Linked DNA regions of Homo sapiens: region 2 is linked to region 1. The links are chromatin loops, found by intact Hi-C in ENCODE. Cell type or tissue: chondrocyte. All regions are shown on one strand. Links, peaks and the distances in the headings refer to the core of each region. The heading gives the core; the rest is flanking DNA. Region 1 overlaps NGEF (neuronal guanine nucleotide exchange factor). Region 2 has its middle 5.8 kb from the start of INPP5D.

Region 1 (6,100 bases), core at 1,782-4,281:
TTGTCTGGAAGAATCACATGTGTTTTCAGCCAAATGGTTCTATGTCCAGTCCTGCAGGATCTAAGAAGTCCAACAATCTTCCTTCCTTCATTTTGTCCCACTTTCTCCGTTTCCTCAGGCCCAGCTGGCACTGTTTCTGCTGGTAGAATCTCACCTCTATTCTTGGCTTTTGTTGGGACGGTTAAGTCTGTATTTCACACTCACACTCATCTCCTTATCAAATGGTCTGTCCATCACACCCTTGGTGTTCTCTTCTGAATGTTTTCTCATAGCTTGTAATACGGAAAGGCTGAGGATTCTTTCAAATCCTTGAATTCTGCTTACTTTTTGCTTAACAGCTCCATCTTCAAATTACTCTTCTCTTCTCAAATTTTACTATGTTTGTCAGGAAGAACCAAGCCACTCCTTAGACACTTTGCCCAGAAATCCACTCAACTAAATATCCAATTTCTACCTTCCACAAAACACAACAGCTTCACACCTCTGACAGAGAAGCGTGGTATGAGCCACCAAATAACGGAGAGGCACAGAGTAGACAGTGCCCCACCCAGCTGTGGGGGTGACAGTGCCACACCAGTGGGCACTGCAGGCAGAGCATCAAGGCAGAGAGCATTATTCTCCAGCTTTGGAGAATCTTCCTCATGGAATTTGCCTTGCTAGGCTTTAAACTTACTTGGGACCTGTCACCTCTTTCCTGTTCTCTTCCTTCCTTCCTCTCTCTCTTTTTCTATTTTTCCCTTTTGGAATGGGATTTTTTATCCTCTGCCTGTCTCACCATTGTATTTTGGAAACATAGAATTTTTCTAGTTTCACACATTCACAGCTGGAAAGGAATTTTTGCTTCTGGATAAATCACACCTTGGGTGTCACCCACACCTGATTGAGATGATATTTAGATGAGACTTCGGACTTCAGACTTTAGAGTTGATGCTGGAACAAGTTAAAACTTTTGGGTTGTTAAGATGGAATGAATGTATTTTACATGCAAGAAGCACACGACTTTTGGGGGACCAGGGTGGAATATTATGGACTGAATGTCTGTGTCTCCCGCAACATTCACGTGTTGAAATCCTAACTCCCAGGGTGATGGGTATTAGGTGGTGGGGCCTTTGAGAGGTGGCAAGGCCATGAGGGTGGATCCCTCATGAATGGGATTAGTACCCTATAAAAGAGACCCCAGAGAGGCCAGGCGTGGTGGCTCACACCTATAATCCCAGCACTTTGGGAGGCCAAGGCAGGTGGATCACAAGGTCTGGAGATTAAGACCAGCCTGGCGAAATGGTGAAACCCTGTCTCTATGATATGGTGAAACCCCATCTCTACTAAAAATACAAAAATTAGCCAGGCGTGGTGGCGGGTGCCTGTAGTCCCAGCTGCTTGGGAGCCTGAGGCAGGAGAATCGCTTGAACCCGGGAGGCAGAAGTTGCAGTAAGCCGAGATCGCGCCATTGCACTCCAGCCTGGGCAACAGAGCGAGAGTCCATTTCAAAAAAAAAAAGAGAGAGAGAGAGAGCCCAGAGTACTCTCTCTCTCTCTTTGCATCATATGGGGCTACCATAAGAAGTCAGCAGTCGGTGACACAGAGGAGGGCCTTACCAGCAACAGACCATGGTGTCACTCTGAGCTCAGCCTTCCAGCCTCTGGAACTATGAGAAATGTGTCTGCTGTTTACACTGGGTTCTGATGACACCCTGTATTACTCCGCTCTCACGCGGCTGATAAAGACATACCTGAGACTGGGTAATTTATAAAGAAAAAGAGATTTAATGGACTCACAATTCCACATGGCCTCACAATCATGGCAGAAGGCGAAAGGCACGTCTTAGATGGCAGCAGGCAAGAGAGAGAATGAGATCCAAGCAAAAGGGGTTTCCCCTTTATAAAACCATCAGATCTTGTGAGACTTATTCACTACCAGGAGAACAATATGGGGGAAACCACCCCCATGATTCAATTGCCTCCCACTGGGTCCCTCCCACAACACGTGAGAATTATAGGAGCTACAATTCAAGATGAGATTTGGGTGGGGACACAGCCGAACCACATCACACCCAGTCTATGGTATTTTGTTATAGCAGCCAGGACAGCCTAAGATGTGGGATGGCCAGATGGAGATGGCCAGTGAGCAGAGCAACACACTAAGGGCAGGAGGTGGCTGCCTGGAGATACCTGGGTCCATGGGAGTGAGTCAAGGAAGGGCGGTGCTTGGCTTGGGAAAAGACCAGATGGTTGTCTCGAATATTCTCAGGCCTTAAGGGCATGAAGAGACCAGACCTGCCCGTTCTGGCCCCAAAGGGCATGAAGAGATCAGACCTGCCCGTTCTGGCACCAGGGCTAAGTGGCAGCTTTAGAGACTGGCTTTGAGTCTACCTGAACACCCTTTTCTAGAGTCAAAGCTGGGGAAGTCAGACCACGTGGGGAGGAGAGCTCCCTTCCAGGCAAAAAGCTTAATGCTTCTCAGCTTCCTCCCCAACCCTCCCTTGATCACACCTGCCTTATTCAAGACTGGTTAAGGATCCATTAAAGCCAAACAATTAACGAGTAACTGCACCGCTGCCACCAGGAATGTTTGCATCCCCCCCAACGAAGAATTTGCTAATTTAAACAAATGCCGGGTGGGTTGGAGCGTGCGGGGGACTATGCTCCGCACTCCACCCCTGCCCCTGGGGTTTCCTCAGGGCCGTAAAAAGGACAGGCCCGGCTGCAGGCGCAGGCCGCGGTCACCCAAGGGCCCACCCAGGTGAGCCGGCTGGCCTCCGGAAAAGGACACCGGGCAGCGCGCCAGGGGCCTTCGCGAGGGTAGGCGGGGGGCATCTTGCTAGATATCCTCGCCACACCTGAGCAGACAGCATGATCCCTGAGCAGAGGGCGGCTTGGCTCGGCCCGTAGGCACCTCCAGGCCTCGCTCTTCCGACTGTCCTTTCTGCTCTTTCTGATCCGCGAGCGGACTGACCCAGCTAACGCGAAGGCGCAGAGTCCAGGAGTCGATGTCACCGGGCAGGGCAACCCAGGAGAGGTTTCGGGCACTTGGTTTCTCCTCCTCTGGTGCCCCCGAACCCATCCCAGACCCGCCAGGGTCGTGCGTAGCTGAGCGTGGCTCGTCCTGCGACCAGACTCGCCCGGGAAAGACCTCCGCGCCGGCCCCCTCCCCACCGCGAGGCTCAGGAGCGGGCTTGCAAGGAGCCCCTGAGACCCCAGTCTCCGCCTGGAGCAGAGACAAGACGGAGACCCCCTCCAGCGGGGACACATTCCCCGAGGCCGGGCTCGGAGCTTCAGAGCGGGTCGCCGAGCTGCGACCCTGCGGGAGACCGCAGGGGGTGCCCAGCGTGGGCAAGGCGGAGGTCTGCGGGCACTGGGGAGCCGAGGGTGGCCTCGCCCGCCCCTTCCAGGCTTCCCCCGCCGTGAGGAGTGGGCGGGGCAGGCAAAGGCGCAGCTCCAGGGCCTCCGCAGCTCTGCCCCTCTCCGGGTCGGGGCACGGCGGCGCGGGGGAGGAAGGCGCGAGCCCGCGGCAGGCCCCAGCCCGCAGTCGGCGCTCGCGGGGCCCGGGTCGCGCCCAGCCCGGGCGCCCCCGCCCCGCCGCCGCCCGGCCTCGCCCCCGCCGCGCGCGCCCCTCCCGCCTCCCTCGTTGCCGTGGCAACCCCGGGAGCCTCCAGGCGCGCGCCCGCCCGCGGGAGTGCTCGGCAGCGGTGGCGGCGGCGGCTGCAGCTCCGGTCGAGCCGCGCGCGCTGCGACCCCGCTCCGCAGCCCGCTAGTCGCCCCCGACCCAGCCCAGGGCCCCGGCGTGGCCCCCGACCCGGCCCCCGCACCCGCCCCGCCGCCGACCCTATGGAGCTGCTGGCCGCTGCCTTCAGCGCCGCCTGCGCCGTGGACCACGACAGTTCCACCTCGGAAAGCGACGCGCGCGACTCGGCGGCGGGACACCTGCCCGGCAGGTGAGGACGGGCGCCTGTCCCGGCCCCGGCGCGCCGCCCCCGCGTGCCTCTTTCCCAGCTTGCGCCCGGGGTCCCGGGCACCCCCTGCGCGGCCTATCCCCACTCCTCCTCCGCGGGCCCCCGCCGCCCCTACTCCCACCCCCGGGCCCCGTCGGGCCCGCACCCCATCGGGTGGGTGTTGAGCCCCGGCCCGGGCCCCTGGGACCCCGGTCCCTGCCCGGAGTCTCCTCCAGCGCCCTCGTCCTGGGCGCCCTGGTCGTGCGCGTCCCGCTCGGCATCCCCTTTCCGCGCCGTGTGGCCTGGGGACGGGAGGATCGGAGTCCGAAAGGGGCCGGGGGTCGAGTGACGGCGAGGGGCGCCGAGTGGCTTCCTGGCCGCGGGACCCGTCGGGCTGTCGGAGCGGCGCCGGAGAGTGGGCACGGTGCGCCAAGTTTCCACCGCCTGCCCGGGAGCTCCAAAACCATGGAGGTTTGGGCGGGCTGGTGTGGAAATGCATCACCCGGTCGCGCCCTGGTGCGGTGACAGAAAGGGCTTTTGGGGCCCGCCCGGCCGGGAGGGGCGGCGCTGGCTGCGGCCGCTGCCCCTGGACGGTCCCGGGTAAGGTCCGGCTGGCTAGCAGCCGCCTGTGCGCACGCCCCTCGCTAGCCAGCCGAGGTGAATCCTTGCTTAAAAATAACCAGCCCCTGTCCTCCTCCCTCTCTGGCAGTGAGTCGTCCTCCACCCCGGGAAATGGGGCCACGCCCGAGGAGTGGCCGGCCCTGGCCGACAGCCCCACCACGCTCACCGAGGCCCTGCGGATGATCCACCCCATTCCCGCCGACTCCTGGAGAAACCTCATTGAACAAATAGGTGGGTGTCTCCGCAGTAACCGGGTTTTATTTGGGAAACGCGGGTCCCTGGAGGACTCTGAGGGTCCTCCTGCTCATGGGATGCCGTTGTGTTTCATACGAAGGACTGCGTCTGACATGGGTAAGGAAAGCTTTTGACATGTTTGGCTCTAAATGGTTCCGCAGGCAAAACTGCTGCATTTTAATAGCGCTGCACAAGTGGGCTTTAGCAAACATTTCTGTCCTGCTCTCTGCGGAGAGGTCTATTTGCCCAGCTCTTGTCTGGTGGGAGGGCTCTCTGACCCCTTATCACTTCTGCCAGAAAGAAGGGATGAAGCAGCGCGGCTGAGCTGTGCAGCGGGGAGGACTCCACTATCCCCCATCAAGGAAGACCTGGAAGCCAAACCGGCTGTTGGGAGCAGAGTTGGGCTAGAGGAGGAGGCGTGTGAAGGGGGGTTCTGGGAAAAGCCTGGTGCGATTCAAGAAGAGGAGGCGGTGGCCAACTTTGCACAGGGAAAGGAAAGGCGAAGTAGGGAGGAAGCAAGAGCCCCAGAGGCCCTTGGCTTAGGAAGGGAAGCCTCTCCAGGAATATGGCCTGGAAGGGAAGCCGAGGCTCAGCCTGTGTGGTCCAACTGCTACACAGCTGCACCTGAAGCACTGTGAATAGGGAAAATGGATTCAAATAGTGACCCAAGAACTTCAGTACTTGCATTAAAAAAAAAAAAAATCGCTAGTGACATCAAGCTAGTTCTCATGTCGTCAGGAGAGGCACCCGTGAATGAATGATATAGGTTCCCTTACTCTGAAAATGGTTCCAGAAGTCTTTTCGTTCTTCATTGTTGTCAGAGCAGCCGACAGTCTATCTGTTAAATAAAAATTCTAGGTTTGGAAAATTTCTTCCCTAGATATATAATTATTGTCCTCCAGTCCCAAATGCTTGGACAGACAGGACGTGTCTCCAGTGGGGAAGTGGAGCTTCCATCGCCACCGGAGACCCCGTGCTTGGGAGACCTTTCCCGGGCAGCCCACTCTTCCCTGGCAGGGATCTTTCTAAACTGAGCCCGGAGAGGAGCTGAGCCCTTGTGAAGCTGAGGGGGTGGAGCGCACACTGCATGCTGTTAAGCCGCGCTGACTCCGGAATTTTGTTCCCAGTGGGCCCCCTCCACGTGTCAGGCTGGGTGGTGGTGGTGGTGGTGGCTTTTCCCTTTGTTTGCTGAGGGAATGGAGAGGGGCTGATCTGAAACTGATGCCACATAGAAAATCCTTATTTTAAAACAAAGGCCCCTGACAACCGCTTTCTTCCAGCTCTGCCACGCTGCCACATCTGACTTAGCATATGCTG
Region 2 (6,100 bases), core at 2,088-4,587, 130 kb before region 1:
GCAATGTCCTCGAAAGACGTTGGAGGAGGCAGCTGCCTGATAGTGGACAGGAGCCTCCAGAAGGGATAAGGGACTGCCAGCTGCTGCTGGCAGGGGTGATGAGGGCCTAGACCACCTGCCACTATCCTTGCTGTCCTCAATGCTCGGGGCCACTCAAAGGAGAAACCTGCTCCCCAGGCTGTGCCCAGGAGTCACACCCAGCCATAGGGCCCCAGAGCGATTGCATAGTGTGAGTCTATGCATTCCTTGGAGCATCTGGTCAACCTCACCCATGGGGCAGAGGCTTGGAAAGCAGCTGAGGGGAAGAAGTGGGGTCAGACTCACTCATGTGATCCTGGGTCCAGACTGGGGCACCTGCCCAAAGGCACTGCCAGCCCTGGCAAGCCCCAGGCCCCATCAGGGGACTTGAACAATTTCTGGGAAAGCTGGGCAGTGAGAAGCATCAGGGTGGTCTGGCAGGCACCTGGTCATGGGCACTCAGCCAACTCTAGAAGCTCCGGGAAGAACAGACAGGCCTCAGTGTTGAAGAGGAGGGCTGACATGGCAGGGCCAAGGCATTGGAGCAATTCTGCTTTGGCAACCTTAAGTGAGGGCGGGTCACAGGAAGGTTTGAGTCTCAGGACAGGGTCAGGGCAGGCTGGGAGAGAGGGACAATGGAGACACCAAGCTTCTTGTCCAGGGGTCCTTCCACCGTGGACAAGAAACAGAAAGAATTTCAGGGTCTGAGAAGGGACTGAGCCAGGAGAGGGGAGGCAGAGGTCAATATATACTGTATATATATATGTGTGTGTGTGTGTGTATATATATATATATATATACACACATACACACACACATTACATCATATATATAGTGTGTATATATATACACACACATTATATATATATAATATATATTTACTATACAATGTTAACAGATATACAATATATCTAAGCATTTGTCTCTGTACTTCCCTTCCCCTCCTGTGTTCATCGAAGCCCTTTACTATGCCCCAGGGCTCCCACTCCCCCCAGCCTGGGTGGATAGATAGATATCACTCATGGCTTGGGGTGCAGGGGCTGAAAGTGTTCACTCACTGAGTGCTAAAAGCAAAGGGAGCAGTGATGGTTAATTTTATGTCAACTTGGCTGGGCCTCAGGACCCAGATATTTGGTCAACATTATTCTGGATGTCTCTCTGAAAGTATTTTTTAGATGACATGAACATTTAAATCAGTAGACTTTGAGTAAAGCAATTCCTGTGTGTAGGCCTCATCCAATAAGCTGAAGGTCTTAATAGAAAAAGACTGACTTCCTCCAAAGAGTAAATTTGCCAGTAGATTGCCTATGGACTCGAGCCGCAGCATCAACTCTTCCCGGGGTCTCCAGCCTGCCAGCCCACTCTACAGACTTTGCACTTGCCAGCCTTGACCATCCTATGAGCCAATTCCATATCTATCTATCTATCTATCTATCTATCTATCTATCTATCTATCTATCTATCCATACATCTGTGTATCTCTCTAGCCATCCACCTATCTATCCACCTATCTAGCCATCTATCTATCTATCCATCTATTTATCTATCTAGCCATCTATCTAGCCATCCATCTATCTATCCATCTAGCCACTATCTATCTAGTCATCTATGTATCTAGCCATCCATCTATCTATCCAGCCATTTATCTAGCTATCTAGCTAACCATCCATCCATCTATCTATCTAGCCATCTACCTATCCATCTATCTAGTCACTATCTATCTAGCCATCTATCTATCTATCTGGCCATCCATCTGTCTAGCCATCTGTCTAACTATTACCTATCTATCTATTGATCTATAAATCTATCGATCTGCCTATCTATTTAGTCATCTATCTATCTAGTCATCTATTTATCCATATATCTATCTAGCCATCTGTCTATGTATCTAGCCATCTGTCTGTCTATCTATCTAGCCATCTATCTATTTAGCCATCTATCTATCTATCTATCTATCCATCCATCTATGTAGCTATCCATCCATCTATCTAGCCATCTATCTATCCATCCATGTAGCCATCCATCTATCTATTTAGCCATCTATCTATCTATCTAGCCATCTATCTCCCTATCTATCTAGCCATCTATCTCCCTATCTATCTAATCTATCTACTTATCTATCTGCTTCTCTGAAGAACCCTGATTAATAGAAGGGCAAATACTTGACCGTGAAGTTAGAAAGTTGCTCACTGGCTGGCGTAATCAATAGTGAACTTCCCTCATCTTCAGACCTGATAATAAGACATCCTTTGCTGGAGAAGGGAGCAGCCACTCACAGGGAGCCTCCTGGGATCAAGCACCACTGTTCCCCTCCCAAGGAGCCCAGGGCAGGTGGGTCAGCCCCCAGGCTCCTGCTTCCTGCCACTGAGGAAGACCAGCCGGGAAAACCAGTCAAAAGCAGGAGCCAGCACCTTATTCACAGTTTGTTAAGAAGGATGGATGCTCTCCTGTGTCCTGAGAATCTACCCTGCCCACATCGGCCCCTCTCAAATCAAAGGCCAAGGTCGCTTACTGAGATGGTGGAAGAGGAAGTCAAGTCCCAGCCCCTGACTAGGATGAAGGGAGACCGTCCCACTGGAGACGTCTGGCAGAGCTGGAGCACTCCCAAACTAGCAGATTATGATCCCTTATTGTCTGCCAGAAAAGAATTTCTTCCCTCCCAGCTCTCTCTCTCCCCACCCAGCCTTCTCTCTCTCTCTCTCTCTCTCTCTCTCTCTCTCTCTCTCTCTCTCTCTCTTCTCTCTCTCTCTCTGTCCATCCCTCTCTCTCCACAGTTGTTTTTGGAGCTCTGTCAAGATACCAGGCTCCACCAGCCTGCCTTTCCTTTTCCAGTTCCATTTCTGCTACCGGCATCTTGACGTTTCCAGATCCACCCAGGCCCCTGCAGGCACAAATTTCATTCAGATTTGCAGAGCTAGTGGCCACAGTCCTCTGAATTCCTGACAGATTTTGCCAGAGACCATCCATCTATGTGGCCCCACGGCTTCCTGGGGCTTGGTGCATCCCCAACAATGGGAAGGCAACATCTCAAATCATGGCACCCTCCACCCCTTCCCTGTTCTGCTCCTCTGATAAGCTCCATTTTAGTGCTGCAAATCAGACTCTGAATTAGACACACAGGAACAAGGCTGGGATCCAAATCTCAGCTTTACCATGACTATGTAGCATCTCTGGATTGGTTTGCATCTCTGTAAAGGGATAGTGACACCCTGTTGAAGAATGTCTGTGAAATTATGTAATGTGTCTGGCACCAGGTAGGTCCTCACGATGAGGCGGGTCTCCCAGGCGGCCCCCTGACCAGCTCCTGAAGGGCAGAGCTTCGGTGGGCTCCTGGGGGCTCCAGCGGGCAGCTGGCATCAGTGACCTTCGCCACCGGTTTAACCCAATTCTAGAAGAGAACTCTTTACCTGCGACTACAAAGAACCTGAACGGGTCCGGGTCTGCGCCTTGTGACTCCCGGCCACCAGGTGGCGCTGCACTCTGGCCTCCCCCTGGGACCAGAGCCGGGAACATCGCTGACAGGCACAGGGGCGATCCCCAAGGAGTCCAAGGGCCCATGGAGTCCATAATTGTGCTAAAGGACATCTGTGAATACCGAAGGCCTGGCAGCGAGCATCTCCTGTTTCACTGAAGATGCCGGAAAATCAAATGAGCTTGAAAGAAAACAAGGAGAATTAGGATTGACTTTGGGAAGAATTGGGTAAGAGGAAACCATGTCCAAAAAGCCAACATATGTCTCTTGTCAAGATTCTTAAGGACAGAGGGAAATATTCGTAATACAACGTTTAGTGAAAAAACAAATCAAGGCCGGGTGCAGTGTCTCACACCTGTAATCCCAGGACTTTGGGAGGCCAAGGTGAACAGATCTCCAGAAGTCAGGAGTTCAAGAACAGCCTGGCCAACCTAGCAAAACCCTACTAAAAATCCAAAAATTAGCCAGGTATGGTGACAGGCACCCGAAGTCCCAGCTACTTGGGAGGCTGAGGAAGGAGACTCGCTTGAATCCAGGTGGCGGAGGTTGCAGCGAGCTGAGATCGCACCACTGCACTCCAGCCTGTGCGACAGAGTGAGACTCCATCTCAAAACAAACAAACAAATCAAGAAACCAAATGGGAATACATTACGATTCCAACTATGGAAAAAGCTCTATCCTGGAAAGACACTGGAGGTGAACAGGGTTGAGTTAGGCGGCATATCCACGAGCAATTTTTTTTCTTCCATCTACTTTTCCAGCTTTCCTTTACTGCCCACATAAAAAAATTAAATAAAAAGAGAACTCCAGATCAAGGTAGTGTGTGTAAAATCCTGCTGGAAGCATTTTGTTTTGTGTGGATGGCTGGTTGTATCCTGGGAGACTCTTCCCCCATCATTCCTCTCAGGATTCCTAAGAAAGAGACCAACTTTTCTCTCCTTAACCTTTTTTTTTTTTTACATTGAAAAGTAACATGTGCACATAGTAACATGTTATTTAACATGCTCAAAAGGGTTTACAATAAAAAGTAAGTTTTCCTGCCAGCCCAGACCCCAGATCCATTTCTCCAGGGCCAGTGTCTTGTGCAGTCTTTCAGTGTTTTCTATGCATATACAACCCGATTTTTGCAGGGCCCCCTTTTTTAAATACTCTATTATGTGTCTTTCATTTTTCACTTCAGATTTCTGGACATTTCGTGGAGCTAGTTTATATCTACCACATTCTTTTAAACATACCTACTATTCTATATCATAACATGGTGCATTTTACCAGTTTCCTCTCCCTGGACACATAGATTCCAGGGTTTTTTTGGTTTTGTTTTTGTTTTTGAGATGGGGTCTGGCTCAGCTGCCCAGGCTGGAGTGCAGTGGTGAGATCTTGGCTCACTGTAACCTCCGCCTCCCAGGCTCAAGCGATTCTCGTACCTCAGCCTCCTGAGTAGCTGGGACTACAGGCATGTGCCACCATGCCCAGCTATTTTTTGTATTTTTAGTAGAGATGGGGTTTCATCATGTTGGCCAGGCTGGTCTCAAACTCCTGACCTCAAGGGATCCGCCCACCTCAGCCTCCCAAAGATTCCAGTTTTTAGTTAGTCTATCTGCAAGAAAAATCCCTAGAAGAGGAATGAGCGTTCAACGGTTGTGTGCATTTTTAGTTTTGATTAGTTATGCCGTATTGTCTTCCAAAGTGGTTGCACCAATTTACATACCTACTGTTGGTGATAACTGGGGTTTAATATTTTCTAAAACTCAGAGGGGCAATTCTGGAGTGTCCTACTTTAAGAAAGTGACATGGATGAAAATCCTACTTATGAAACAGGTTTTTAAAAAACAAGCCCTGGGGACTTTTATTTCAAAGGAATTCTTGACTTTCATTACAATATTGATTTAAGAATGAGCTCTCTCCTTGCGTTTGAACTTTTAGGAAAATGTATAAATACATTCCCTTTCTAGAAAGCTGTCTAGATCTGTTTCTTGCACTGAACATGAAGGGGCCAAGCCCATGGCCTCTTGGTAGCTTTGTTGCAGTTAAGCCTACACCTGGATGTGAAGCAAGGCAGGCCTGCGATCCCCACCCCCACCACTGCGATTGCCCCACCCCACCCCTATGGAGTGTCCTTGTTGCCACAGCAACCACCCCTTTCCTGGCTCTCCGCCCCCAGAGTCAGATTTTACAAATTCTAGGAACAGCAACTCTCAGCAACACTCCCCTGAGCCAGACCCTGAGCCCAGCCATCGCCAGCGTCCGCCGGTCTACCACGGCCACCACGCCCCAGGCCCCGGAGCCTCCTCCAACCTCCGTTCTGGCCTCGAGCACTTCCCAGGCATGAATCATGACCGCCTCCCTTGGCAGGCCCACTACCATGCTTCCTAAATGCAGTTCCTGCCAACAGCCACTCTTTCCGTGGCAATTACGTGGCAGCTTCTTCCCAGCTCCACGTTCTGTTCCTCTTCCTCTCTGCTTCTTCAGCCAGTAGTTCTCTGAACTAATGTGCCAAAACAAACAAACAAACAAACAAAAACACCCCACCTGGTTGGTCCCAGCTTCATTTCCATCAGAATCTGCTTCCCAGCATGGTCTTCCTCCTGCCCCCTCCTCCTACTTGGCCGG

What was found. Peaks named below come from ENCODE experiments on the same cell type or tissue, not always from the same donor. Only the 100,000 strongest peaks of a DNase experiment are listed, where the experiment ranks them.
Region 2: it touches region 1 in a loop (2.0-fold over the local background); 2 of 110 quality-filtered maps call a loop at or near these places.

The regions. Positions count from the first base shown.
Region 1 is chr2:232,925,724-232,931,823 of GRCh38, reverse strand. NGEF (neuronal guanine nucleotide exchange factor) reads left to right here. Exons shown (of 15, transcript NM_019850.3): 4 at 4,638-4,780. Among named protein-coding and RNA genes, the nearest start is that of SNORC, 59 kb to the right of the region's middle. In chondrocyte, for the core only: no CTCF peak of the experiment used is centred there; DNase peaks (open chromatin) are centred at 2,798 and 3,271.
Region 2 is chr2:233,051,514-233,057,613 of GRCh38, reverse strand. No RefSeq gene overlaps it. Among named protein-coding and RNA genes, the nearest start is that of INPP5D, 5.8 kb to the left of the region's middle. RefSeq lists a silencer at 3,407-3,566. In chondrocyte, for the core only: CTCF peaks have their summits at 3,184, 3,478 (motif pointing right) and 3,730; no DNase peak of the experiment used is centred there.